4 separate regions of the Mus musculus genome follow, and all the other regions are linked to region 4. Evidence: chromatin loops called from intact Hi-C (ENCODE). Cell type or tissue: left cerebral cortex. All regions are shown on one strand. Links, peaks and the distances in the headings refer to the core of each region. The heading gives the core; the rest is flanking DNA. Region 1 overlaps Pcgf6 (polycomb group ring finger 6). Region 2 holds the start of Nt5c2 (5'-nucleotidase, cytosolic II). Region 3 has its middle 23 kb from the start of Ina. Region 4 holds the start of Cnnm2 (cyclin M2).

Region 1 (5,000 bases), core at 1-5,000, 280 kb before region 4:
ACTTGATATTTTGGTCAACAGTTGTAATACTTGTGTGATTCATTCCTTAAAGATCTCAAGTTTGTGAAAATTTTAATCCTACATCAGGTTCTTTGTTTTCATCTCAAATAGCTGCTCCACAGCCAGTCCCTTCAAGCAAAGGAAAAACCAAGAAGGTCCTAGAGTCAGTGTTTCGTATTCCACCTGAACTTGATATGTCTTTATTACTTGAGTTCATTGGGTGAGTGACCTGAAAAATTTACCATTTGCTTATTTTTGGAATTTCAAAGTAAGATTTTACATTTAGCCTAGGCTAGCCTTGAACTCGACACATTCGTTCTCTTGTGTTTGATATGCACTTGGTAAACCACCATGCTATGCTGGGCTGGCCTCTTACTACCTTTTGGGGCTATCGAGATGGCCCAGTGGTTAGAAACATTTGCTGTTCTTGCACAGGACATGGTGGTTTAGTTCCCAGTCATGTCATACAGCTCACGACTCACAACTGTCTGTAAGTCCAGTGTCAGAGGGTCTGGCAACATCTTGTACAGGATGCATACACTCAGGACACACACATTAAGTAAATACATTTTATTTTTAGGTTTATTTTTTTGTGTTATGAATGTTTTGTTTGCATGTATGTTATAAGCGTGTACGATGTAAATGCCTGATGTTGAAGGAGTTGGGAGAAGGGTGTTGGATGCCTTGTAACTGTCCTTACAGACAGCTGTTAGCTGCTTGGTGGGTGCTGGGAACCCAGGTCCTCTGTAAGAGCAACAAGTACTTTTAACTGCTGAATTATTTGTTTTTCTTTAAAGAAAGAAAATTGTTTTTTAGCTTTAAAGTCGTGACTTTTCTTCTCAAGGCAGTTCTTTAGTCCATAGTTGCCTGGAATTTTTGGTTTTGTCTTTTTTTTTTTTTTTTTTTTTTCTTTTTTTCCGAGACAGGGTTCTCTGTATAGTCCTGGCTGTCCTGAAACTCACTTTGTAGATCAGGCTGGCCTCGAACTCAGAAATCTGCCTGCCTCTGCCTCCTTAGTGCTGGGATTAAAGGCATGTGCCACCATGCCCTGATTGGTTTTTTTCAAGACAGGATATTTTTGTGCATGTGTAGCCCTGGCTGTCCTGAAACTTACTCTGTAGACCAGGCTAGCCTACCTAAGATTAAAGTTATGTGCCACCACAGCCAGGCTTTCAATTTCTTTGTGGCTAGCTCATCTTAATTCTAGATCCTCATGCCCAAGAGTGTCCCAGAATGCAGCTTGTGCTACCAGGCCTCCATAAACAAAGTAAGTCCAACAGTTCTGAAATAAATAAATTATAGAATACTTAAGATTGAGAAAAATGTTAGATTAACATAGTAACCGCTGGGATCCGTATCCTACAGTAGCACACACAGTCCCAGCATGGAGGAGCATCACTGTGTTCAAGGCTAGTGTACTGGCTAGTTTTGTGTGTCAACTTGACACAGCTGGAGTTATCACAGAGAAAGGAGCTTCAGTTGGGGAAGTGCCTCCATGAGATCCAGCTGTAAGGCATTTTCTCAATTAGTGATCAAGGGGGAAAGGCCCCTTGTGGGTGGGACCATCTGAAAGCAGGCTGAGCAAGCCAGGGGAAGCAAGCCAGTAAAGAACATCCCTCCATGGCCTCCGCATCAGCTCCTGCTCCCTGACCTGCTTGAGTTCCAGTCCTGATTTCTTTCAGTGATGAACAGCAGTGTGGAAGTGTAAGCTGAATAAACCCTTTCCTCCCCAACTGCTCCTTGGTCATGATGTTTGTACAGGAATAGAAACCCTGACTAAGACAGCTAGCCTCAGCTGAATATCAAGGCCCTGCCTGCTTTTGCTCTCCCATTGCCCAAAAGGAAAATCTGACCAAAGCCATTCCTAATAGAACAAAACTAACCGAGAAACAAAACCACTATTAATGCAGCAGAAGCCTTGAGTATATCTATGATGGCTTCCTCTCCCTCAGCTTTAGTAGTCACTCCCCAAAGATTCCTTTGCAGTTTTTCATTTGGTTACTGAAGGGTCAGAAGTTCGTGATTAGTTGCAAGGCAGGCCTTTTTTCTCTTCCCTTTTGTAGTTTTAAAATTAGACTGGGCATGGTGGCGCTTTTTTTTAGTTCCAAGCCAGCTAGGGCTACATAGTGAGACCCAGTCTCATAAACAAATACACTCCCTCACCCCCCAGGAAATGAAGTATGGAGAGGTTAAAATACTGGATTAAACTGGTTTTGTTTTACCACTAGGTGGCAGAAGTGACAATTATATTTCTTCCCAAAGACTTGGGTAACCATGTTTTAAAGTAAAACATGGCCAGGTATAATAGTGTGTGCCTAGCTTTTGGGAGGCGGAGGCGGAGGCAGGCAGATCTCTGAGTTTGAGGCCACCAGGTTTCACAACCACTGTGAAGTTCCAGAACAGCCAGACTACTCCAGAGACTGTCTCAATCCACACCTTCAAAACACAAGAAAAGAAAAGAATAGCATGCTGGTGTGGTAGCACAGCTGTAAAAACCCAGCATTCAAGAGGTGGAAGCAGGAGAATCAGGATTCAAAATTAGCCTCGACTATTTAATGAGTTCCAAACAAGCCTGAGAAACATGAGCGCCTATATATATATATATTTTTTTTTTTTTTTCTCAAGACAGGGTTTCTCTGTGTAGCCCTGGCTGTCCTGGAACTCACTTTGTAGACTAGGATGGCCCCGACTCAGAAATCCGCCTGCCTCTTCCTCCCAAGTGCTGAGATGAAAGGCATGCGCCACCACCGCCCGTCTTTTTTTTTTCTTTGCTATCTTAAACTTCATTTCAAATCTGTGTACGTGCTGCCCAGCTTGCCTGCCTGAGTTGGGTCCCAGGAACTTAGGATGGAAGGAGAGAAGTGACTCCTGCACGTTGTCTCCTGACCACGCACGCAAGCAGCAGCGTGACCGCCATTGTAAATAAATAGATGTAAAGTTTATAGCCCTCCAAGGAGGCACACGGCTCTAATCACAGAGCTTGGGATGCAAAGCTGAGTTCAAATCTGACTTCGAGGCCAGCCTGGTCTACAGAGTGGATTCCAGGATGTAGAGAAAACTTGTCTCCAAAACACACATACACACACAAACCAACCAACCAACTAACCAACCAAACAATTTTTTTTCTGAGTAAAATGAATTGCTGCATATGAAATGTTCATGTTATTTTTCTTTTGTTTTATGATTAAGCATGTAATTTAAAATATTGTTTTGATTAACTTTTCCTTTCTTTTTAGTGCTAATGAAGACACCGGACATTTTAAGGTATTTCATTTTTTGTTTACTTTATAAGAGGATTCTGTAGGTATAAATTCTGAATCAGATTAGCAACCAAGTAGAAATTATCTTCAATTAAAATATAAATGTTTGACAAGTTACTGAAATTCAACAGTAATACTATAGTAGTTTCTCAGAGTAAGAAACATTGACTAGGGACTTGTTACTGATTCAAAGAAGTGAAGTAAGGAAAATAAGTAATTTACAAAGCCACATGCCCCATTGATTGGTAATTTTTTTTTTATATTTTAGTTTTTGGAGACAGGTTCCTTCTGGCCTTGAACTTATTAGCCATGGATTACTTGGAATTCTTCATCCTCCTGCCTCTACCTTCTAAGTGCTATAGCTACAAGCATGTCCCACTAGGCCTGATTTTAATGTGGTAATTTAAAAAAATTCTAAGAGTCAGATGTGGTATAACTACTCTAGAGGCTGAAAAAGAGGATCAAAAATTCAAGGCCAGCCTGGGCTATTGTAGTGAGACCAGTCTCAAAAAAAAAAAAAAAAATTCAAAGTGCTTTTGTGTAGTTGGTGCTTAGAGTTTAACATGAATTTAAACTTGTATATTTAACATTTTTGGCTGAAGTTAACCTGCCTTAACTTGTCACTTCAAGCATTCACTGAGATTTGAGGTAAGAACTACTTTGTATTATACTTTGTCAGTTGTTGAGATAAATAGCAAGCTAGAGACACCTACGAAAGTAAAATCTCTGTGATACAGACTCTGATTACTTTTATTAAGGAAAGGTCAGGGTTGTTTCGTTTGTGGCATCTATTTGAAGAGTTTTTTGTTTGTTTTTTGGTGTTTTTTTTTTGTTGTTGTTGTTGGGTTTTTTTTGTTTTTTGTTTTGTTTTGTTTTGAGATGGGGTTTCTCTGTGTAGCCCTGGCTGTCCTGGAACTCACTCTGTAGACCAGGCTGGCCTTGAACTCAGAAATCTGCCTCTTTCTGCCTCCCAAGTGCTGGGATTAAAGGTGTTGGCCACCACCACTGGCTTTTTCGAGAGTTTTAAGGGAAAACCCATGGCTGTAGAAGTCCCAACACACAAGGCTCAGCTGCCCACCCTAGTGTGACATTTAGAGAGATGAATGGTTGATGCAATACTTAACTTGCCTAGCGTGCGTGAAGCCCTAGGTTCATAAATGGAGTGTGTTGCATATTCTATGAGTCCAGCACTTGTGAGATACACGTCAAGTTCAAAGTCATCGTGGATTACAGGAGACTCTGAAAAAGATATATTGATGGAAAACATTAGAAAGAGGTTTAATCAGTATTGCCACAGCAGGAAGAGGAGCAGATAAAGAGGTTCCATGACTCAAGTTTGTCTTTAGGTCACTGGCATAGTTTTTTGTAGTGGTGAAGGTTAATTGTGTTTTTCAAACAGGTTCTGATTCTGTAACCTAGGCTAACCTGGAATTCATGTATCCTCATCTGGCCTTGGATCCATGGCAGTCTGCCTGCCTCAGTCTCTGTCTCTGAGTGCCAATGTTCTATGTGTGAGTCACCGTGCCTGGCAACTTTAGATTTAAATAGAAGAGCTGCTGGGGCAGGAGGCAGCAGGAATGTACAATGATCAAATTTTGACCAAACTGTGACCTGATGGGTCATTATCTTAGTTCTGGCTCTTGAAGGTGGTTCAGAGCAGTTTTAATGTCTGCGGAGACAGACAGTTCAGTTCCTGAGATGATTGATACTCTCTGGCTGGAGATGTCCTCACAGTGGGGT
Region 2 (7,650 bases), core at 1,313-6,312, 200 kb before region 4:
AAGTATTAATTAGATACAATGATGATTTAAATGAAAATGCTCCCACGGACTCCTAGGAAGTGACATTACTTGGGAAGGATTGGGAGGTGTGGCCTTGTCAGAGTTTGTGCGGCCTTGTTGGAGGAAGTGTGTCACAGGGAGTGGGCTTTGGTGTTTTCAAATGCTCAAACCAGGCCCAGTGTCACTTTTTCTTCCTGTCTGCTGCCTGTGGTCTAGATGTAGAATTCTCGGCTCTTTCTCCAGCAACCATGTTTGCCTGCCATGTTTGTCACCATGCTTCCTGCCACGGTGATCATGGACCAAACCTCTGACCTGTAAGCCAGTTCCAATGAAATGTTGTCCTTTATAAGAGTTGCCATGATCATGGTGTCTCTTCACAGTAATAGAAACCCCAACTAAGAGAGAGGGAGAGATAGGACAGCCATGTGAGTATTTCAGCAAGAAGTTTGGTGCTAGACCATCTAAGGCCACAGTGGAGTGGCTTTTTAGACCAAACAGTGCCTAAATTCTTCAAGTAATATCAGAGTAGAGATACTGAATAAGCCCCTCATGATTCCTTAGCTTCATTAGTCCTCTGATAGAATCAGCTTAGCTTGGCAGGAGTTCAAGGTTGACCACATAGGAATTTAAGGCCAGTCTGAGTTATGTGATATTTTCTCTCAAAAGACATGTATGTGTGTCTCTATGTGTATATGTGTATGTGCATATATATATGGACTGACATATGTGTGTGTGTATATACTGTACATATATGTGATTTATGTTAGTACATATAGATCAAGATCATTTTGTGTGTGGATATCTTGCCTGCATTTATGTCTGTGCATTGCATATGTGCTTGTTGTTGTAAGAAAAGAGGACACTGGATCTTCTGGAACTAAAGATGGTTGTGACTAGCCATGTTGGTGCTGGGATTCAAACCTGGGTCCTCTGGAAGAGCATCCAGTGCTCTTGACCACTGAGCCATCTTTCCAGGCACTATATTTTATATACTTTTTAATATAAAATATACTTCAGTTGGATGGTGGTGGCAAATGCTTTTAAGTACTTGGGAGGCAGAGGCAGGTGAATCTATGAATTCGAGGCCAGCCTGGTCTACAGAGCGTGTTCTAGGATAGTCAGGGTTACACAGAGAAACCCTGTCTCAAAAAATTATATAGTACTGTATTTAAATGGTTATACATCCAACTTCATATGTGTATTTAAGTGTATGGGTTTGTAACCCTCTGTGTGCATATAAATGTGTAGGTGTGCAGACCTGTGTGAGTGTGCACACCTGTCTGTACACGTGTGTGCTTATGTAAGTGTGTGGGTGTTGAAAATCTGTGTGTGTGTGTGTTTATGAATGTTGGGTGCCCAGGGAGGCCAGAAGAATGCCAGATTCCCTGGAACTGGAGTTGCAGACAGCTGTGAGCTCCCGTGTAGATGCTGAGAACCAGATCTCAGTCCACTAGAAGAGCAGCAAGTGCTCCTAACTGCTGAGCCATCCCTCCACCTTCTATCAACTAAAATAAAGTTTTTTCTTAAGTGTGTATTCGTGTTTTGCCTACATGCATGAGAGGGAGGGTCACATCCCCTGAAACTGAAGGTAAAGTCAGTCAGCTGGGAGATCAGTCAGTGCTCTTAACTGCTGAGCCATCTGTGTAGCCCCTCGTAGCAAACGTTTTGAGATAGGGGTCTCTCGCTGAACGGGGCTAACTGATTGGCTAGCCTGGCTGGCAGGAGCCCAGGGGTCCTGTTCTCACCTCTTGGTCTTGGGATGATAGGCTGCATAGAGCCATGCTGGCTTCGTGTGGATGCCAGAGAGTGGAACTCAGACCCGGTGCCTCGGCCTCTCAGATTTCTCAATTATAAAAGTAACACAATGTAGGAAAATTTGTGAAGAAGTATAAAGAAAAGCCAGACGTGGTGGCTCATGCTTATAATTGTAGTTGAGACAGGAGGATTCTCATGAGTTTGAAGCTAACCTGTTCTACAGAGACTCAAACAGGAAAAGGAAAAATAAGAATAAAAAGATACCTAACTCTTGTCACTGAAAGCAAACCCATTATTAACATACCCTGTTGTTACTTCTCTGTAGTCTCTGTGTGCACTCTCCTTTTTTCCTGTCAAATGTACACAGCCCCCTACCAGTCCCCCGCCCCCCCCCCCCAGACAGGGTTTCTCTGTGTAGCCCTGGCTGTTCTGGCATTCACTCTGTAGACCAGGCTGGCCTGGAACTCAGAAATCCGCCTGCCTCTGCTTCCCAAGTGCTGGGATTAAAGGCGTGCGCCACCACGCCCGGCCCCGTACCAGTCTTTAGTCACAGAACTGGGCATTTATTTACTTATTTTGAGACAGGGTCTTATTTGGTAGCCCTGGCTGGCCCAGAACTTGCTCTGTAGATCAGGCTGGCCCTGAATTCAGAGATCCACCTGCCTCTGCCTCCTGAGAGGAATTCAAGGTAAGCTTTAACCACTCCAGGCCTACCTACAAAACCAGGCTTTCTAGAAACATACTTGGCTTAAAGGTGGTATTAAGCTAACTGCAAACTGGCTTACATGCCATTTTTCCCATGTTGAAAAGCCTAATAGGTGAAAAGCCTAATAGGGGCTTATCCTCAGCTGACCTAGGCAGGGTGAAAGGCACAGGAGGGTAAGTAGAAGCTGTTAGCAGAGCCCTCCTGTTTTCAAAAACACCCTGTGGTTCAGGTTGACTGCAAGTGTAATGAGTCAGTAGTATGTCTGCCAAGAACTTTCTTCTCTTTTTCATTTTCTTCTCCTTCCTCCTCTTTCTTCCTTGTTCCCCCCCCCCCCCTCACCATTGCTTCCTCTCCCTTTTTTCTTTCTTTCATTATGTTGCTCAGGTTAACTTCAAATTCTGGGCTCACGTAATCCTCTTGCCTTAGTCCTAGCATCTCCAGAAGCTAGGACTCCCGGCAAGCTACCATACTTAGTGTTCACTGAGAACTTTACTGCACAAATGCAAGGCGCTGTTACAAAGTGGAAGCCATAGTCCTCCTTGATTATGATGGTACTACAAAACTTGGCTTAGTCTTGGATGATACCATCTAAAGGAAATCAAAATCAAATCAGCCAAATGCCTGAGAGAAAGACAAAGATCCTCAGAATTAGGACAGAGGAAAAACAATGGGAGGGATCAAATATCCCCAACTCGGGAAGATCTTGGGCAAAGTCCAAGGTCGAAGAACCAGTAGATCAGTTGCTTTTCCGAGGCTCCCAGGACTAGAATTTGGTCTTTGCGATGAATTCCAGAGCTGCCCAGACTAAGGAATGCAGTGTTCTGGACATAGTGGGTGGGCTGTCTTGTAGTGAAGTACGGTAACGGGTGTCAGTGTATTCAACTACTATTTATTGTTTGCTAGGATCCAGAACTAAGCCTGGAGTCTGTATTGTTTCATTCTATCAATAATATCTCGGATAAATCAACTGTGTGTAGTCAGGTTCCTTGGTTGGTTCCCTGGGTAAGTAGTGAAACTAGGATTTGAACTCATTCTGATAAACCCCAAAGCTGGTCCCTATGATTATCATGGAGTTGAGTTCAAGGTCTTCCAGGGAGACCCTCTGGTTCGTTTGTCTAGGAGTAAGCTGCTAGGAGTAAGGGACACACTCTTCCCACCTTAGGGAAAGCCTCTCGCAGAGTAGGCGTGGTCACCTAAGGTAGGGGCGGGGCAGCCAGGAGTGTGCTGAGGGGAGCAGGCAAAAAGCCAAGAGGTGGTTATTCCTAGGAAATGGATAGGTTGTTAACGTGCATCACCCTCGGAGTTTAGCAGCTCTGGGAGTTCTGTGGTGGGAAGTTCCCCGAGCCCTGTGAGGGGCCCTGAGACAGGACCGCCCGCCAGGGAGCATCGCCGCGGCCGGCTTCTGCGGCGGAGCCCGGGTAAGGAACAGAGCGCCGGTCCCTGGCCGGGCGCGAGCTGGGGGCGGTGCCGGGGCGGCGGGGGCGGGGAGGGCGCGCGCCGAGGCGGCTGCGGCAGTTGCGCGCTAGGATTGCTGCCGTGCGGTGCGGCCGGTGAGTGCGGCGGCACCCGCGGCGGGCGGGAGGGGGCTTGGAGCGGGCGGGCGGCGAGCGAGCAGGCTGGGGAGGATGCGCGGCCCAGCGCGCGACCCAGCGGCCCCCGCCGTCCGCCCGGCGTCCCTTTCCTCAGGGCTCCCTACCCCGGCCCAGATCTGCCCGCGCGCCCGCGGCCTCAGCGCCCCGGCGTGGCGCACGCCCCCGGCCCGGGCGCCCCCGGCCCGCCGCAGCCCCTTCCCCGCGCGGCGGCGACGCCCCCGGCCCACGTCATGCTCGCGCCATTGTTTCCCAGCGTCCGCTAGCTGGGACCCCGCCTTTCTCGCGGAGTGGGCGGGCAGGCGCCGCTCTCGGTTCCCCTGGTCTCTCTGGGCTGGCAGCCTGGCCTCAGTTCTCGTGAGGCGGGTGCGGGGCTCCCCTCATGGGCTGCGAGCCTGGCAGGGTTTGGATCTGCCCGCGGAATGGCCCACGAGCCAGTTTTGTGGTGCGCAGTACTTCCTGGAAAGCTCACATCAATTGCAAGTCTCGCCTAAAGACGTTTGGAGGCGGTTTGTCCCTCGCCTTTTTTTTTCTGGGGCCCCCGAAGCCCTGCAGGGCGAGATGCAGAAGTGGGGCCTGTTACAAGAACAGCGTTTTGAGCGGTTGGCTTTGCCTGGCCGCAGCCTTTAAAAGCATTAGATGAAGGTTTGTGTCGGATTTGTTTCACAGCCTCGGTAGTCGAGGGCTGTGCTCTAATAGAGCACTCTGAAATGACTAGTCACTCAACACGGTTGCGTGTTCCCCACCACTTCTCTGCGCCCCCCCCCCCCCCGCACATTGTTTCATAATGACCGTAGACCTATAATTTTTCTTAAGGGATGCAAATTCCTTTGGCCGTCATGTGTAGGGGGAGGATGTTAAAACGGTGCCATTTATCGTAGACGTAGTGAGTACAGAAAGACTTCAGGTCTTTCACATAGTCACCTTAGCATTTTCCATCAATGGCTAAGAATGTAAGAGAAGACATCAGGGCTTAGAGGTTCAGTTTAACAAACCAGCTGGTTAAAAATTGCAATAAAATCGTTGCGGGTGCTCGTAGTGGCAAGGTGGTTATGCTGGGCTGTTGATACAAGGATTGATGCTTCCCGGCTTGCTTCCGAAGAGCATTTCCATTACAATATGAACCTGTTTGTAGGCCTCGAACAGGCTCTGTACCCTAGTGGCCTCGAACTTGGGATCTTTCTCTTCCAGGTCCCTAACAGATATTAATAGGCTTGTTCCACCATGCCTGAGCTTGAAAAACTGGTTTAAGCTTCACTCTTACCAAAAAAATGAACAAAAAGCCAAATTCAGTACTATTGGTTGTTGCATTATTCTCAGCCAGCATTAATCTGTAAAATAAGATGCCCTTCAAGGTTCTGTCGTATGAAACAGTACAGTCATCAGAAGCGTTTGGTAAATATGAGTACTCAGAGTGCCTGCTGGCCTTACTAGATGACATACGTCTTCCTGAAGAGAGCCAGGTTATGGGGGACTCAGCTGTATGAGGAAATTGGTGTCTCAAACATGGTATTTAGAAAAAGTTGATGTTTATGTTACTGCGTTTCACTATGCATCCCAGGTTATCCTAAAAATTCTTCAGTTTTCTGAGTACTGTGCACACATTTCTTGGCCTGTGTCTATAAACTGTAGGTTCTCAGTTTGGTGTGGTGGTTCACTGGAGACGCAGGGTCAGGTGACAAGCCTGGTCTAGGTAGCAAGTTCAGGACAGCCAGAACTACTAGAGACTCTGTCTCAAAACAAAACAACAAACAAAACAAAAACAAAAAATAGTTTTTAAAAAGTGTACAGGATCTCTCTACTGGGGACTGAACTAGGGACTAAGCTTAGGCTAGGCAAAGCAGTCTACTATTGAACTACGTTCAGGCCTTTTTTATTTTGAGGAAGAGCCTTTTTAAGCTGCTCATTTTGGGTTCCTCTTCCAAGGGCCTAGCACCCACCCGCGCACCTTGAATTGGCCGTGTAGCTTAGGCGGGGCTCTAATTTGGGATCGTCCTACCTCAGCTCTCCAAAGCGCTGGGATTGTAGGCATGTGCCACCATGCTTGCCTGGGCTTGAGAAAAAGGGGGTGGGCGGGGGTGCTTTACTGCTTCACTCTTTCCAAAAAGCAAAACAAAAACCAACCTGCTGACATCTTACCAAGAGATTTACTTATGTTTTACTTTTTTGTTTTCTAGCTTTTTTGCGATAAGGTCTCAGACATTTTGTGCTCTGGGCTGGTCCCAGAGACCTGCATAGCTTGGATTGCAAAGTGAGCCACTACGGGTGACCTCAAATGTAGGTTTTTACTTAGTGATGATTGCTGAGTACACACTGCTACTGGACTTGATCTTATTTTCATTTTTGGATGCTTTATACCAGGCCTTTATGCAGGATAGCAGGCAGTGCGGGCACACATGCTTTCAGGAAGTGTTTGTTGATGTGATGTTTTTAGCTTTTGTGACAGCATCTACTAACATGAGATGCTGACTATCACAAGGCATATGCTAAGTGACAAGTGAGTAGTGAAAGCTGTACTTCCAGCCAGGAGACAGCTTACGGACAGTTTAAGGGCAGTAGTACCAGACGAAGCTAGTAACAGATGTTCTGGTAAGCTCTTTACAACATAATGTGACTTGGATTCTTTGGAGCTAGAGCAAAATGAATAAAAGGAACCCCTACCACCCCTTTAAAAATAATATGTGGGAGGGGAGGTGTTTTTTTTTTTTTAGGTTCAAACCTGAGGATGTTAATTTCCTTACATGAAGTTGATAACAAATTATCATGGAGTACTAAAATTTTGTCATTGGACCATTACATATTTTTTATGTTATATTCATTCATATTTTATGTGTTGAGTGTTTTGCCTGCATGTATGTACACCATTTGTGTGCCTGGTGTCTATCAGGATCCAAAGAGGGCATTGTATTTCCTGGAACTGGAGCTACAGATGGTTGTGAGCCACCATGTGAGAGCTGGGACTTGAACTCCGGTCTCCTGAAGAGCAACCAATGTGCTTAATCTCTGAGCTATCTCTTCAGCCATACCAAGTCGTAAGGGGCTAAGGATGGGGAGTCTCACTAAATCTTAAACTGGCTTGGAACTCAGTAGTTCAGGCTGGCCTCCAGCTTGCAGTTCTCTTGCTTCAGCCTCTTAGGGCTGGGATTATAGGTGAGGGCCAACACGTCTTGTTTTATATAACTTTATTGATTGAAATTTGATTGCATTCTCTAGAGATTGGTTGCAAAAGTTTGTGGAAAATAACTAGCAATAAAACAACAAAAATCCAATAGCAGTAACAGAAACCCCCCTAGTATCAGGAAAGCAAAAATCCTCCCCCTTTTAATGCTGACTACAGAATCAAAAAGATGAAGTTGATGTGGAGACTGTTGAACTGTTTATTCTACCATTTGCGTGTCTCTGTTGGCTGGGAGCCATTATGAGAAATGCCAAATGAAAGAGCCCTGTGTGACAGGATCAACTTGGAAAACCTGGCACCTGAAACTTAATAGCTTTTCTTAAAAAAAGCGATACCAGCTGTGGTGAAAGCAGGACAATCAGGGGCTTAAGGTTGCTGGTTACAAATGGAATTCTAGGCCAGCCTCAGAGTCATGACACCCT
Region 3 (7,650 bases), core at 1,359-6,358, 230 kb before region 4:
ATGCTCATATGAATCACAGAGACTGGAGCCGCAAGCACGGGGCCCACACGGGGCTGCAGTAGGTCCTCTGCGTGTATATTACAGCCTTCAGTTTAGTGTTTCCGGGATCCTGAGTGGGTGAACAAGGGGGGGGAATCTCTGATTCCTGTGCCTGCTCTTGGGGCTCTTGCCCTTTTGTTGGTTTGTCTTGTCCAATTTTAATAGGATTTTTTTTTTTGTAAAATTTTGTTATATTTTATTGTTATCTCCTAGAGGTTTCTAATGGGAGACAGAGAAGGAGTGGGTCAGGATGGGAGAAGAGGGAAGGGAAACTGTAATCAGGATACAGTGGATAAGAAGAGCACCCATTTCCAATAAGGGGGGAGGTGTATAGTCTGGTATAAGCCAGAAAAAATCCGAGTTCACACCTTCATGGAGCCACTTGGAAGGTAAAGGCAAGGTTGATCAGGAGTTCAAGTCCAGCCTCAGCTACATAGCTTGAGGCCAGCCTGGGCTATATAAGACCCTATCAATAAAAGAAAGGTTGCTTTTCTGTCACTTCTGTAACTGGAGGCAAGGCAAGTCCAAGTGGAAGAGATTTTCCGAGTATAGTGTTTACCCCTGACTGCCTCATACTGGAGTATGAGTCGAGGAAGAGCGCATTGCTTCAGGCCGGGGTTGTGAGGTGGGATCCCTCTGCAACCTGGGGTGGTGCAGTAGGGTAAAGGGTGGGGAAATGCAGGACAAATAAATGTCATGGAATCTCCGTAGAGACGTGACAGCCATTCCTCGCCTCTCATTCGAGAGCCTTTGTTTCCTGAATAATATAACTGGCAGGAGATGGGCAAAGAAAGCCCTTGGCTGGGAGGAGGCATTAATGCCCGCCCGGTGAGTGGTGAGGTGAAGGGATGGAGTGTCAGGTAGAGTTGTAGCTGAAAAACCTCTCAGTCAGCCGTCCAACCCAAGAGCAGCGGCTGAGCCTGTGAGGGTGTCTGTGGGCTCCAGCACAGAGCATTGCAGGAAGCCAGGGCAGGAAGGCCCCTGGGCAGGGACAGGGTTATATTGTGAGGGGGTCTTTCTCTATCTTTATCTCCTTCTTTCCTTCCTTAATTTGTTTATTATTCTTCCTCCTTCTCTCCGTCAACCCAACTCCCCCACCCCCGCCCCCCAACACACACACACAGGGTCTTAGGCGGGCTGGTCTCAAACTCATAACAGAGTAGAGTCTGGCCTTGAGCTGTAGCCTCCTCCTCCAGCGTTGGGCTTCCAGTCTCCACCACATCCCATTCAGGGGGGTCTTCAGCAGCTGCACACGCGGCTTGGGAGACATGGTCAGTTCCATGTGCCTCTCACCAGGCACATAGACCCACAAACATGTGAACAGAAATGTGTTTACTCTCTGTCCTTGAAGCACTTGGAAGGCAAACTTGCCCCTTTGGTGTGAGGAACCAGGCATGCTGGACAACTCGAGGCGAAGAGAAAGCGGTACCACAGTCTGCGAGGCTTCCACAACGTGTGGTAAAGTTGGTTGTATTGTGAGTGACCTTGCCTGGGTCCCAGGCTGCTTGCAGGTCAGTTAGGGTCATGCTGGTTGAATAAATTGAAACTGCTCCTGAGAACCAAACTCTGCCCCATCTTTTCCCTCAGGATTCCTTCTCCAGGTTTTTGGAGCCCAGGCCTAGGATAGAGGAAACAAGGACCCAGAATCGAACAGCCGGGCTCATCCTTCACCACGCTGTTCCCTGAGTTTTCTTTCAAACAGAACTGTATCCCTCCCTAAACACCATGGTGGGGGTTTGTTCCAACTTGAGACCCCCCCACTCCATTCCTTGTTGCTGCTTCTCACAAATTATTGGTGGCTACAAAATGCTCAGTGTTTTATAGTGTTGCTCACACATGCATGCTTTCTCTTTTTTCACTTTGGAGACAGGGTTTTGTAGAGCCTGAGCTGGTATTGAACTCTTGATCTCCCTGTCCCCACCTTCTGATTGCAGAGGTTACAGGCGTGTACCACCTGTCTAAAGAACACAGACGTTTATTTGATTTTTAAAATACTTACATACTTATTTTATATGTATGAGCAGTTTTTGTCTCGGTATATGTGTATGCGCCAGCATGTGAGCGCCTGATGCTGGAGAAGGCTAGAAGAGGGGTTCGGATCCCCTGAAATCTGAGTTAAGGATGGTTGTGAGCCATGTGTGGTCCTCTGTAAAAGCAACAAGTCCTTGTAACCTCCAAGCCATCTCTCTGTCCCACTTAAATTTATTTTAAAGAAATTAATTAGAATGCTTATTCCTTCTCTAGGAGGTGGTGGTTAATGGCTTGGAGCTTTTAAAGCATCTCCTGGAAATGTGGGCCGGATTTCCTGGAAATCTGGACCGGATTCAAAGGCTCACCTTTCAGTGTCTTCATTAAGAACGGCCTAGTACATCACTCTCCAAACTCAGGGGGTTTTGAATTCTTTCTCAGTTGCAGGCGCGAGAGTTGACTCAGGAGATTTGACTTGTTCTCTGTACCCGCCGTTGTTAGCGTATGGTTTTAGACCTACACTTCTCCCTGGCTGTGTGGTCTACATTAAGTCACTGAGGTTTCCTTTTTCCAGCTATAAATTGAGACAGTAGCAAATTTGCAGTAGAATTGCATTAAAGTGGCCATGGAAAGTTATAGGGGGTTGGTCTGGTGCTACTATGTATTCAAAGGCTAAATACTGTATCCCAAGACCTGGTTACTCCAAGATGAGTGAATCTCACATACACCAGCTTTTGTTGTGCAAACCTTGTGCCCTCCCCCCCCAAGTTATCACTGATTATAATAAGGATACCTATAGCCTGGGCTGGGCAGAGGGTAGGGGACACAGCAAAGATCCCCGGACTTGGGGTCTGAGGTAGGACCATGAGGAGGAGGAGAAGGAAAGAAGACACCACTGTGTAGGTGGCCATGAGGGCTGGCCTGATGGAGTAGGCATGGCCCAGGTGGAGCACGGCCAGTGATATCCCCGGGAACAGCACCAGGGAAGCAGACAAAACAGCACAGAGGATTGGTGTCTGCCCAGCTCTAGTGCTCTTTTTTTTTTCCCCTCAAAGATTTATTTATTATTATAAACAAGTACACTGTGGCTGTCTTCAGATGCACCAGAAGAGGGCGTCAGATCTCATTATGGGTGGTTATGAGCCACCATGTGGTTGCTGGGACCTTTGGAAGAGCAGTCAGTGCTCTTACCCACTGAGCCATCTCACCAGCCCAGCTCTAGTGTTTTTTTGTTTTTTTTTTGTTTTTTCTTTCTGAGACAGGGTTTCTCTGTATAGCCCTGGCTGTCCTGAAACTCACTTCGTAGACCAGGCTTGCCTTGAACTCAGAAATCCGCCTGCCTCTGCCTCCTGAGTGCTGGGATTAAAGGCGTGCGCCACCACGCCCAGCCAGCTCTAGTGCCCTTAAGCTCATTGTAAATCTGAAGATTTCTGTGTCTTTTATCTGGGAACAATATGGTCTGAAGTGGAGTAGAAACCCCTTAATATTCAAAGACAACAAGGGGGTGTAGCAACCCCAGAATAATAATTATCACAACAAAACATAATTGAGAGCGTGTATGGGCAAGTACCCAGCTCTGGTTCTGGCCCTCATTAAGCACTCAAAAGTATGATTCTTTAAAAATATACATAGTCGGACTGGAGAGATGGCTCAGTAGTTAAGAGCACTGACTGCTCTTCCAGAGGTCCTGAGTTCAATTCCCAGCAACCACACAGTGGCTCATCTGTAATGGGTATCAATGCCCTCTTCTGGTGTGTCTGAAGTGTGCACATCATATTAAAAAAAAATCTTAAAAAAAAAAGAATATATGTAGTTAGCTCAGGCTCTGAAAACTGTTCGAACAGTTTTGTAAAACGGGAATTATATATACATATATATATATATACACATATATATGTGTATGTGTATATATATATGTGTATATATATATGTATATATATATATATATATACACCTCTATAGTTTAGAAATAACTCATACAGGCAACTAACCCAATAAAGGAGACATTGAAGAAAGTTTGGGGAGATTTGGGCTGATTAGGGTCAGGGTTCTTTTGGACGAGTCAGGATCTGAACAGGATTTTGCTAAAGATTTAAAGTACGGATGAGTACCACTTATGAAGTACAAAGACATAAGCCACACAGAGAGCAGACTGGCTCTTGGCTGGGATTGAGCCTAAGGCTGTTTCGGGGGCAAGGAGTTTAAGGTTTTTCCAGGAGTTACCCAGTGAGCCCAGAGAAAGACTGGTGGCCGGTCTCTGTGCAGTTGGTAAATTTACCACTAGGGGGCAGTGTTGACCAACAGCTTGTCCCTTGCCCAACTTAGGATTTGAGCCAAGGTCTTGGTTAGTGGAACACTTTGAATAGAGGTCGCAGTGCTGATCATTGCAAGCAGAGCCTGCGTGGTGAGTGTCAGGACCTAAAGGTCAGGAGTTGAAATGTATTACTCAAGGTTTTAAGAAATCTATTTATTTGTTTTTGGTTTTTTTTTGTTTTGGTTTTGGTTTGGTTTGGTTTGGTTTTGTTTGGGTTTTTTTTTTTTTTTTTTTTTTGGTTTTTCGAGACAGGGTTTCTCTGTATAGCCCTGGCTGTCCTGGAACTCACTTTGTAGACCAGGCTGGTCTCGAACTCAGAAATCCGCCTGCCTCTGCCTCCCAAGTGCTGGGATTAAAGGCGTGTGCCACCACGCCCGGCTAGTTATTTGTTTTTTAATTTTTGCGATCTCACTATGTAGCACTTGATTGACCTACAACTTGCCACGGTGACCAGATGGCACTGAGCTCACAGAGAGATCTGTCTGCTTCTGTGTCTTGAGTGCTGGGATTAAAGGCACGAGACACCACACTCCCCTTCCTTCCTTCCTTCCTTCCTCCTTCCTTCCTTCCTTCCTCCTTCCTTCCTTCCTTCCTTCCTTCCTTCCTTCCTTTCTCTCTCTCTCTCTCTCTTTCTTTCTTTTAAAGATTTATTTATTTTTATTATATGTAAGTACACTGTAGCTGTCTTCAGACACTCCAGAAGAAGGAGTCAGATCTCTTTATGGATGGTTGTAAGCCACCATGTGGTTGCTGGGATTTGAACTTCGGACCTTCGGAAGAGCAGTCAGGTGCTCTTACCCACTGAGCCATTCCCTGCCACCCCCCACTTTCTTTTAAAACTATTGATATGTTTGCATGTATCTGTCTGGTGTGTCTGTGTGTTTGTGTGTGCATGCACGTGTGTTTTCATGTCTGTGAGTGTGGGCACCACACCTGCCCTGGCTCACATGTAGAGATCAGAAACAACTTTGGATGTTGGTCTTTGCATCCCATCTTGTTTGAAATAGGGTCTCTTGTTCTCTGGTGCAACCCTAGGGTAAGTGGCCCACAAGCGTCTGGGAATTCTTCTGTCTGTGTTGCTGTAGAAATGCTAGGATGATGCACTGTAGGGCATATGGGAGCTTGTTACCAGGCAGGCATGAGAAGTGGTCAGGCTGAGTGAGCGCAAGTCCCAGGGATCTCGGGATTGAGACCGGCAGGAGCGGAGCCGTTCCCTGCCGCCTCTACCTGCCCTGGAACAGAAACCACAACACCCCACTGAGGACCGTGGTGATCAGTCATGTGGCATAAAAAACCTCAAGTACTCCACACTAATGAGGTACCTAGATAAGCCCCTGAGGGTTCAGCCAATTAGCTTCCCTTCCTGTGCACTCCTTCCCGCAAAAGGTATTTGATCCCCGGTTCACCCTGAGTGAAGTGTATGCAATTAATATCCACCATCAAATAAACCAATATGACCAAGCAAGCTGCGGGGAAGGCCTTCATCTTAAAGAGCCTCGCCTAAACTCCCGAAGAAGTCCTTCTCTCTCTTCTTCCAGAGCTCACTTGTAATCAGACTGGTCCCGCCCTTCCTGGACTCTGTCTTCCCCTTCCTGTCCAGTGCATGGATGCCCCAAGGGGAAGCATGGACCATGGACCCTGTGCCCCGACTCCCAGCTGTATGCCAGTGGCGCCCAGGTACATAGGAGACTGGGAACCACGGCATAGGTCCCAGACCCCGCAGCAGACCACCATTCTGGGGACTTCGTTCTGCCTCCCCCGAGCTGCATGCCAGCTGTGCCCAGGCATCCCAGCGGCAAGGCAGGACGCAGTTCAGCAATGCACACTACTGCAATGGCTTCTGGGTATCTACCCACAAGGCCATCTCCCCATCCTGAAAGATGTTTTTAAAAAAAAAATACTTACGAATTTATTTCTTTAGTTTTCATTTCTTTAACATCTCTTTAATTCAATAGCCAAGGAGTGAGGCAGGCATTATTATTCTCATTGAACAAATAATTTATCACTGGGTCTCTAATTATCCCACCCTACCACCCAGTGACGAATACAATCTGCTTAGCTGGCTACTGGTTAATGTAACATAATGTAACACAATATAACACAATGTAACAACTGGTGAAGTGTAACACATGGAAGGAATGTGGGCCTTGGCTTTGGCTGACTTGGAGATCATATGGGTCAGCTACTTGAGTCCAGGAGGCCCCAGCAGTGACTATACATCACTTTAGCCACCTGTAAAGGCCCCTCCCGCCAATGAATGGCTGGTTGCCATCCAGGGCTATGCAGAGAAATGCTCGCCTCTCCCCTCTTTCTGCAGGAGCAGCCAAGCAGATCATGAACCTGAGAGCCCAGCGGTTGGTTCCAGCCTCTGGGTCAGGGGGCAAGGAGGCTGAAGGGAGGGGAGTGCCTGGGCACCCTGCCACAGCTGCACCTTTAGTTAATATTTATTCTTTCTTTCTTTTGCCCAGAGACTAGGGGAGCCCAATCACAGATAGTGAAGAAAACTCCAGGGCTAGGAGAAGCTGGTTCCTGTCAGGGGTGACTCAGGCAGACCTTTACAGCAGGCAGTGCCCCCACCTGGCTCTGTGCAGGTCTTTTGTGTGGTTGTTAGAGACCACACTACTTATCTGCTCAGCAGAGCAGTCTCCTAGGAGTGCAGGAGGGTGCGGCTGGGTAATGGGTACAGAACAGTTTTATCTTTCTGCACAATGACTTTCCCTGGGGGGGAGGGGGAGACCCCTGGGTCTCTTCAGGGCGTGGCACCCCTTTTCATTAAAACTGCCTTGTCTTTCTAAAACGCATTTTGTTAGTGTTTTCTTTCCCAGAGGGGACTTGTAAATTGAGCTCCTTATTCCTCAGCGCGATATAGAGCTGACCAGAATTTCTGCCAACTCATTGTTCTTCCTCTCTGTGAGCACGGCTTCTCAGCGCCGTGAACCACCATCTTCAGAGTCATTAACGACATGATTTCTGGACCCCAGAGCAGCTGAATTTAGAATGTAGCTCCTTAGCCCCAGAGCACAGCCACTGTTGGCCCCGCGAATCTGTGTTTGGATAGTTGTACTGACTCTCGTGGAGGCTGTAGCGTAAGGACCGTTTGTTCAAGCAAGACCACAGCATTTCCTGACCTGAGCGGTTGAGTTGTAGCCACTTTCCCTACTTGGGCCTTTTCTTCAACCCTCCGAAGACAGAACTTACCAGACACTTATTTTCTGATTCCTGAGGATCATTTATTTCAGATTCTTGGTTATTATATATTTTTAAAAGCAGGATGTCATTTTACAATCTGTCCTGATCTGTAATTGCCTGCATATCCCACCCATGACCTC
Region 4 (7,650 bases), core at 1,354-6,353:
TCTCAGAATGTGTTAGTAGACTGATGTAGCTAGCCGTCCCCTTGCTCTCCTCCTTAACCAAATGCCGCAGGTCTGCCTGGATAAGAACTAAAGGGAAGTGTGAGGTGTGCTTTCTCTAGCACTGACCTCCGAGTAGCTGGAGCTGCAGGTGCGCCTCATGATGCCTGACTTAGCCTGGTATCAGCAATCTATAAGGCGATATGCAAAACTCTGAAGACCATCAAGAGCAAAGCGCACAATCAACTGTACCAGCACTGGGAACTCAGAGGCATCCTCAAGCCATCGCCCTGTGTCGCAGATGAGGGAAGACTCAACACTCTTAACAAGCAGCTTGGCACTGAACTCATCCCGCAAAGCTCTGGAGCTAGAGATACTGGACGGTTTTTTCTCTCTCCTGCTTTTAAATGCAAATCACTAAGCCCCGAAGCACATTCTGCTCTATTTTTTTTTATATGAAAATTACTGCATTGTGGTCCTGTTCCAGAGAGGAAACCATTCATCCAAGAAAAGGGAGTGAGGACAAGCAGGCACCCCATCCAGTGAGCTGTCGCCAGGTACTCCCGGCCCTTGTTGGGCTAGCGACCCCATTAGTGATCGAAATTCCACGTGAAGAATGAGAATTTGGTTTTCAGGTCATGCGAGGTTACACACACATTGCGATGCTGGTGGTGCAGGCCAAGCACCAGCGAGAAGACTCAGCACCCCTTGCCTTTCAAACAACACTAACTATTGACTGGAAACTTTCTAAGTCTCACTAGAATAGTACAAGTTGCTATTCACCTATTTCTGACAAAATATGACAGCCAACACCACAATGCAAAAATCTCATGTGCTGTGAGTGCCCACATGGTGGACACCCGGCCTTTGCCTCTCCCCGACTGCCCTAGAGCCTGGAGCTCCGGAGACATACTTCATGTTAATGTATCAAGAGACCAAACAAGGTTAAAAGAACACTTTTAAACTGGAAAAAATATAAAGAAATAAATCATAATTAAGAATGGTATCCATCCCACTGTCACAGGTTCAAGCTTTCTGCCAAAACCACACTTGGCTTTAGGGAACTGTACTTGCTGTCAGATAAACAGAAACAGTGAAGAAAGGGGGTTATAGCCTCATAAAAAGTTAACTTAACCGCTAATCTTTCCAAGTTATATATTAATAACTAAGTTTGCTTTAAAGAAAACAAACCCCCTCTTTTCCAGCCTGAGAAGTTACATCCAAATAATGTGGATGTAACACCCTCAAAGACCTTAATCTACCCTGCGGGATGCCCGATAGCCAAGAATAAAATCTATCAAAACTGTCAAAAATGTACTTCCAGTCTTTGAGATGTCAGCATGGATGTTTAAGGAAAAAGAAGAAGAAAACAAACAAACAAAAAAAAAAAAAGAGGAGGACTGCACTGAGTTTTTTTAAGGCTACTTAAATATTTTCCAAATGTCTGTGATCAGATGTAAGCGAGCCGGTCTGTACTTTCTTTCACCTACAATGAATGAATGAAGTAGATGGCCCCTAGAGGGTCAAATTTCAAACACTGGAATTACAAAGCCTGTTTTTTGATGGTGTGAAAAAGTAATGGCAGTTTTGGGCTTTTAAACCTAGAAGTGCTCACGAGTTCAATCCGTCCCCAAGTCCATGCCATCCTTTCAAATTTGCAATTAAGAAAGGGAGAAAATCCGGTCAACTCTCCTTGGGGGGTTGGTCTCAGGGGTAGAGGGTTCAAGGAGGGAGGAGGACGGAGACAGAAAGAGCAAGCCAATTTAAAAAAAAAAAAAAAAAAAAAGCAAAATTGCCCACCTTTCTTAAATTCTTCCAGCATAGCGTCCAACTTGGTGTCGTTGAAAACGAAGTGCAAAGGGTGATTGTAAAACTTGGTGATGGTTTTCAAGGGAGTACAGTCATCCGGATCCACGAAGGCCAAGTCTTTGACAAAGAGCAGGTCCACGATGTTGGAACGTTCTCCCTCGAACACCGGGATTCGAGTGTAGCCACTCTCCATGATCTCCGACATGGTGTTGAAGTCCAGGATAGCCTCGCCGGTTATCATGAAGCAGTCCCTGAGGGGAGTCATCACGTCCTCCACCGTCTTGGTGCGGAGCTCCAGCGCCCCTTGGATGATGTTCAGCTCTTCCTTAACGAGGTCGTTATAGGGGTCAGTAACCCGGAGCATCTCCAGCAGTTTTTCCCGGTTATAGACCGTGCCTATCTCCTGGCCCAGGACGCAGTCCAGCAGTTTGCTAACCGGATAAGAAGCGGGGAATGTCATCATCATGAAAAACTTGGTGAGGAAGATGGTGTTGGCCCCTACCGCCAGGCCGTGTCGGGAGCAGATGGCTTGGGGCACGATTTCTCCGAAGATGACGATGCCAATGGTGGAGACCACCACCGCCACAAGGCCTGAGCCCGCAATGTCGTCCAGCAGGATGGTGAGCGTGGTGTTGACCAGTACGTTGCCCAGCAGCAGCGAGCACAGCAGGTAGTTGCCCTGCCTGCGCACCGGCTCGATGCGCTTGGCATAATTCTTCTCTTTCTCCGTGCCGCAGTTTTGCACGATGCGCAGCTCCATCGGGTCCAGAGCCATGAGCCCCAGGTTGAGGCCGCTGAACATGCCCGACAGGCACAGCAGCAGCGAGATGAAGATCACTTGCAGCCAGAAGGGCAGCAAGAACTTCTTCTCCTCGCCCACTATCATCTTGGTGTCCTCACCGTCGTGGTAAATCCAGGTGGTCTCGGCCCACGGAGGAGGCGGGAGTCCGGCCACCCCCGCGCCACCCTTGCCCCCGACGGTGCCACTCGCAGACCCGGAGCCGCCGGCGCCTAGTGCGGGCGTGGAGAGAGACGTGCACAGGTAATAAGACTTGCTCTTCTCCATCTTGCGCAGCGGTTTAATCTCGATCTCGATGATGCCCGATGTGCGGCGATTGAGAATGATGTGGGGCAAGATGATGATGTCTGAGGTGCGGATGCCGCAGCGCTGGGGGCCGCTGTCCGGCTCCGGAGGCGCGGGGCCCCCCAGCCCACGCTCGCTGGGTGTGTGCCGGCGCCGCTCGTGCTCAGTGAAGGCGATGCGGGACCACGTCTCGTTGTTGATGTTCTGCCCGTACACCCGCAGCTTGACCCGGGTCCGCTCGCTCACCCGCAGAGCACCCCCTTCCATGAACGACACGTCGTTCGTATCCTCCAGCCGCAGCCCGATGATCACGGTCTCCTCGTTCTCGCCGGCCGCTGTGCAGCCGCCCGCTCCCCAGCAGCAGCTCAGCAGTAGCAGCGGCAGCAGCCGGCCCGCAGCTGCTTGCAGGACCCCCCGGCCGCGGGCACTGAGGCTGCGGCGCGCCGCCATCTTCCAAGTGGGCAGTGCGGCGGCTGCCTGCCCGCCCGCCATCTTTACTTCGGGTTCACAAGCGCCACAGCCAATCATAGGGTGGCTGCTCCAGCTGAGGCTTCATCCTTCCCACCCGGCGGCGCGAGCGCAGGCACCGGCGCCCGAGCAGGACTGCAACCGCGCGTTCGCGCCCAGCCCTTAGCTGTCCTTCTCTCTGAATGACACTGATTCGGACTGAGCCAGCTGAGGAACCCCCGGGCTCGAGGGAGGAGGGAGCGGAGGGAGGGGCGTGCTAGCCTCTCCCGCGAGAGGCAGGTCTGCCAGCCAATCAAGAGCGGGTGCCCGCCTTCCCAGCCAGGGGGCTGGAATGGGGGCGTGGTCGCAGTCGGCGTGCCGCACCAATGGCACGGGAGGTGGGCGGGGAGATGAGGGCCACTGTCCTCCTCTGCATGCCAAGTTTCCAACTGAAAGGCGCGTGACTCTTGTGTATGCGCGGGGAGGAGGCGTGGCCATCCCGGATGCAAGAGCCAGTCAAAGATGAGCGCTGTAGGGATGGGGGCGTGGTCTTCCTCCAGGCGGCCAATGAAAGGGAGCGGTCCGCGGGTGCGGCGCTCCCTGTGGGGTCTCTGTAGTAGATCCTCGCGCGCGGCTTGGCAGCCCTGCAATACTGCCCTGAGGCGCGAGGCCTCGGGTCCTTGCTGCAGGGACTTGCGGGCTCCACGGGGCTCCGTGTCGCCGCAGAATGGGCTGAGCCCTCCTTCCCTGGGAGCACCAGAGCCGGACTGGAGACAGCTTACGATGCACATAGCCTAAAACCAAATCGGGATACTAGTCAAGCCCCCCAGCCCACTACCCCTGCATGCGGTTCCTCTGGAGATTCGCGGTGACAGGGTGGCCCTAGCAACGCCGAGGACCTGCGGTCTCCGTGACTCTGTGAGCCCTCAGCTGCTCACGATCATGTGGCGCCACCTGCCGGCCCTCACGGACGACCTTTGCTGTTTTCTAGCTCTCAACAAACCTCTCAAAGTGTGGTCAGCTTCCCAAACTTTGTCATCACAGGGATTCTCCTGTAGTCCTGCTATAATCACAGAATGAGATGGACCCTATTTTTGGTTTTGTTTTGTTTTGTTTTGTTTTGTTTTTTAACGTGCACCCAGGCAATTTGGGGAAATAGGAAGGGGAGAGCAACCTGAGAAGGCCCATGAAAGCTTATTATGAAATGCACAGGTCAAACGCTGTTAGCTCCGGAGAAGATTCATTGTGGAGCACAGCTCACCAGGACTCTCAAGTCCATTGCATCAGACTAGATGCGGTAGCACAGTAGCTCCCAAACTGAACTTTCTGCCTCCCAACTGAAGCGCGTTTTAAAATGTTTTTCCTGATCTTACTTTGTATTCCATAAACACAATACTCTTCCTTTTTTGTGAACACCCACAGTGTTTTTTATAATTTCCAGGACGAGTGATTTCTGGGCTCATTTCAGCGGTATCCTCGCAATTCTCTCTTTTTTTTTTTTTTTTTTTTTTGTTGTTTTGTTTTGTTTTGTTGTTGTTTACAGGGTTTCTCTGTATAGCCCTGGCTGTCCTGGAGCTCACTTTGTAGACCAGGCTGACCTTGAACTCAGAAATCCGCCTGCCTCTGCCTCCCGAGTGCTGGGATTAAAGGCGTGCGCCACCACGCCCGGCCGCAATTCTGTCTTCTTTTATGCTTGTCCTCAACCATTCCCCTGACCTTCCAACTAATGACTTGTCAACCCAGGGCCCATTGCTCCCATATTTGAGCCCTCCCCTAACTCCTCATCTCCTGACAAAAGCCAGAGTGCTCTCATCGCCTACAAGGTTCTGCAAGCTCTGCCCCAACCAGGCTCTGTCATTTTCTCAGTCACTGCCAGGGGATCTTCCTGGCGTCTTCGCATGTGCCATGTCCTGTGGATGGGACTCAACTTCTTTCAGATGCCAACATAGCCCTGTTTAAAGGCTTTGCTCAAAGCCACCAGACTCCATCTCTCCCTTATTTTTCTTCAAAGCAAAGATCATTTACTAATACCATGTGTAAATTACTCATTTGGTTGATAATCTGTCCTCTCTAGAATTTTTGTACACTGTTATATCAGTTCACCCTAGAACACACCTATAGATATTCAAAACATGATATAAAAAGTGTTAAAGAAATAAAGAAGCTTTTACTTTGATTATTTTAAGTAAATGGTCAACTCTAGTCCTAGCCCTCTGGTGTCTGGGGGATTTTTCCCCTACTTCCTATTCTCATACTGCTATATTGGAAAAATCACTTTAGATGAAGAAAATGGGATTCTTAGGTCTCTTATGAGCTTACAAGAGTAGTATTTACAGTTTATAAGTTGAGGTCTTTAGATGTCTGACAAAGGTTCAGGACAGACACAGGGCTTCTAAGCCAGCTAACTGAAAATGTGAGGACAAAGTGTGTTCCAGGCTAAGAGGGAAGACAGTTAGTGGTTCTCGAATATTGAATGCACCATTTGGAGTGGGAGTGCAGAGACAGGAAGAAGTACTTGCCAGCCCTACAGACATTTCCTGTGCAGAGAAAGCAGCGGTCAGGAAAGTGCAGTCTGAGCAATCCTGAAGCGGGCTAGAGGTTCAAGACTTAAGCAAAACAGAAGAGTACCTCCCAGGCGACACCACAAACTGAGCCGGGCTTAGATTCACACGGGGCATTGCTGAGCCATCTTTCTCCTCGGTGGTGGATATGAGCTGCTACTCTGCGTGAATACTCAACACACACAAAGCTGTCTAGACACCTGAGCCAATCCATTTTTCCTTCCATTAGAGTTATCCCCTCAGTCTCAGAGGCTCTCTAAGGTTAGAGAGAAGCTGCTGGTGCGGTTTGCAGTGAGTGGTTTCTGGGGCTCCGCAACCTATCCTTCTGGGGATAGAAGGCGATGGGGCTTGTAGGAAGCCTCTCCTGAAATGCTGGGGAGGGGAGGGGGCTAACACCACAAAACCTCAACTTCGACCATATTTTAATCCATGAAAGGCCACAGAGGGTCTGAGATTTTTAAGAGGTAGCCAGCGGTGTCTCACCCTCGCTTCGTTTTCTCCTTGCCCGACCTTGAATGAGTCACTCAAGCTAAGCTAAACCTCCTGCAAATACCCTCCTTAACTAAACTTCCCCTCCCAGAATCCCTCACTAGAAAACAAGAGAGAAGAATGACAGCTCAATTCTCTTCCGTCCAGAAGGGAAACCTCCCAGTCTGCGGGTTCAGGAATGAGCTCTGCAGCCAGACCCAAATGTCTCTCCAAGGGGCATGCACTGGATTTTCTAAAAGATGGCAAAAAAATTACAAGTGTTTCTCTATACATTTTGTTAACCTAAGGTCTGGTTAATAGAGAAGGTTTTTGTTCTGAAATTTGCTGGGTTGTAGGAAAGCATTCGAAGTTAATGCTCTAAATGGGATTTGGGGTTAGGGGATGGAACCCCAAGGCCTTGGACATATGCTCTGCTGCTGGGGTCCACTCCCACCAAGAGTGACATCTGAATGCCACTAGAGCACACAGTCTTCTGAGGAAAACCAGAAACTAGGGACACGCTGGAATTACACAGACTTGCCCTTGAATCCACTCTGATGGCCCGGAGGGATTTTTTCAGAAGCACGTGTTTAAGTGCTAGAACCCTTTTAGGCAAAATGAGAATTTTTTTTCACCGCAGTTCATAAAAATACTCAGTTAGAGGAAAGCCTGAGGCTTGCTTGTTTTCTCAGGAGGCCTTGTGAGCTTTTGTTGGGTCTTTCCCCACTCCCCTCCTTTTTCTAGATATTCTCTGGACATGGCTACTGAGAAGAAAAGGGGAAATGTGGCTTTTTCACAGCTGGGAGAAAAGGTTTCTTGTTGGAGGTTGGTCTGGTGCTGCTGTGTATTCAGTGCTAAATACTGACCCCCCAAGACCTGATAAACCCCCAATGAGCAGATCCTCACGTATGCCAATGATGCTATGTAAACCTTACCCCACAGTTTAAAGCTATTGGTTAAATAAAAAGAGCCATAGTGTAGTGGCTATTCCTGGTTGTCAACTTGACAATATTTGGAATGAACTACAATCCGGAATTGGAAGGCTCACCAGTGACTCTTATCTGGAGGCTTGGAGATCCTTATCTGGATCTTGGTTTGGAGATCTTGAGCCATCGTGGATATGGATTCCAGAAGATTGAATCTCCGAGTTTAAGGAACACACCTTTAATCTGGGCTACACCTTTTTATCTGGGATTAAGGGTGTGGTGGAACACACCTTTAATCTGGGTGACACCTTCTGCTGGAGACAATATAAGGACATTGGAAGAAGGGAGTCTAGCTCTT

What was found. Peaks named below come from ENCODE experiments on the same cell type or tissue, not always from the same donor. Only the 100,000 strongest peaks of a DNase experiment are listed, where the experiment ranks them.
Region 1: a loop joins it to region 4, with 2.9 times the contacts of the local background. A loop is called at or near these places in 3 of 42 quality-filtered maps.
Region 2: a loop joins it to region 4, with 4 times the contacts of the local background. A loop is called at or near these places in 2 of 42 quality-filtered maps.
Region 3: a loop joins it to region 4, with 10 times the contacts of the local background. A loop is called at or near these places in 35 of 42 quality-filtered maps.

Annotation. Positions count from the first base shown.
Region 1 is chr19:47,041,030-47,046,029 of GRCm38, reverse strand. Pcgf6 (polycomb group ring finger 6) reads left to right here. Exons shown (of 10, transcript NM_027654.3): 6 at 112-220; 7 at 3,237-3,264. Among named protein-coding and RNA genes, the nearest start is that of Pcgf6, 7.4 kb to the left of the region's middle. In left cerebral cortex, for the core only: a CTCF peak has its summit at 2,218 (motif pointing right); DNase peaks (open chromatin) are centred at 2,268 and 4,765.
Region 2 is chr19:46,958,633-46,966,282 of GRCm38, reverse strand. Nt5c2 (5'-nucleotidase, cytosolic II) reads left to right here and starts at 3,975. Exons shown (of 18, transcript NM_029810.5): 1 at 3,975-4,011. In left cerebral cortex, for the core only: no CTCF peak of the experiment used is centred there; DNase peaks (open chromatin) are centred at 3,847, 4,413 and 6,032; H3K4me3 peaks cover 2,494 bases; H3K27ac peaks cover 3,002 bases.
Region 3 is chr19:46,987,995-46,995,644 of GRCm38, reverse strand. It overlaps a transcript of Nt5c2 not described here. Among named protein-coding and RNA genes, the nearest start is that of Ina, 23 kb to the left of the region's middle. In left cerebral cortex, for the core only: CTCF peaks have their summits at 3,111 (motif pointing right) and 4,280 (motif pointing right); a DNase peak (open chromatin) is centred at 4,299.
Region 4 is chr19:46,757,541-46,765,190 of GRCm38, reverse strand. Cnnm2 (cyclin M2) reads right to left here and starts at 3,582. Exons shown (of 8, transcript NM_033569.3): 1 at 1,798-3,582. The coding sequence starts at 3,418. In left cerebral cortex, for the core only: a CTCF peak has its summit at 4,288 (motif pointing left); DNase peaks (open chromatin) are centred at 2,757, 3,736, 4,248, 5,860 and 2 more places; H3K4me3 peaks cover 3,027 bases; H3K27ac peaks cover 2,180 bases.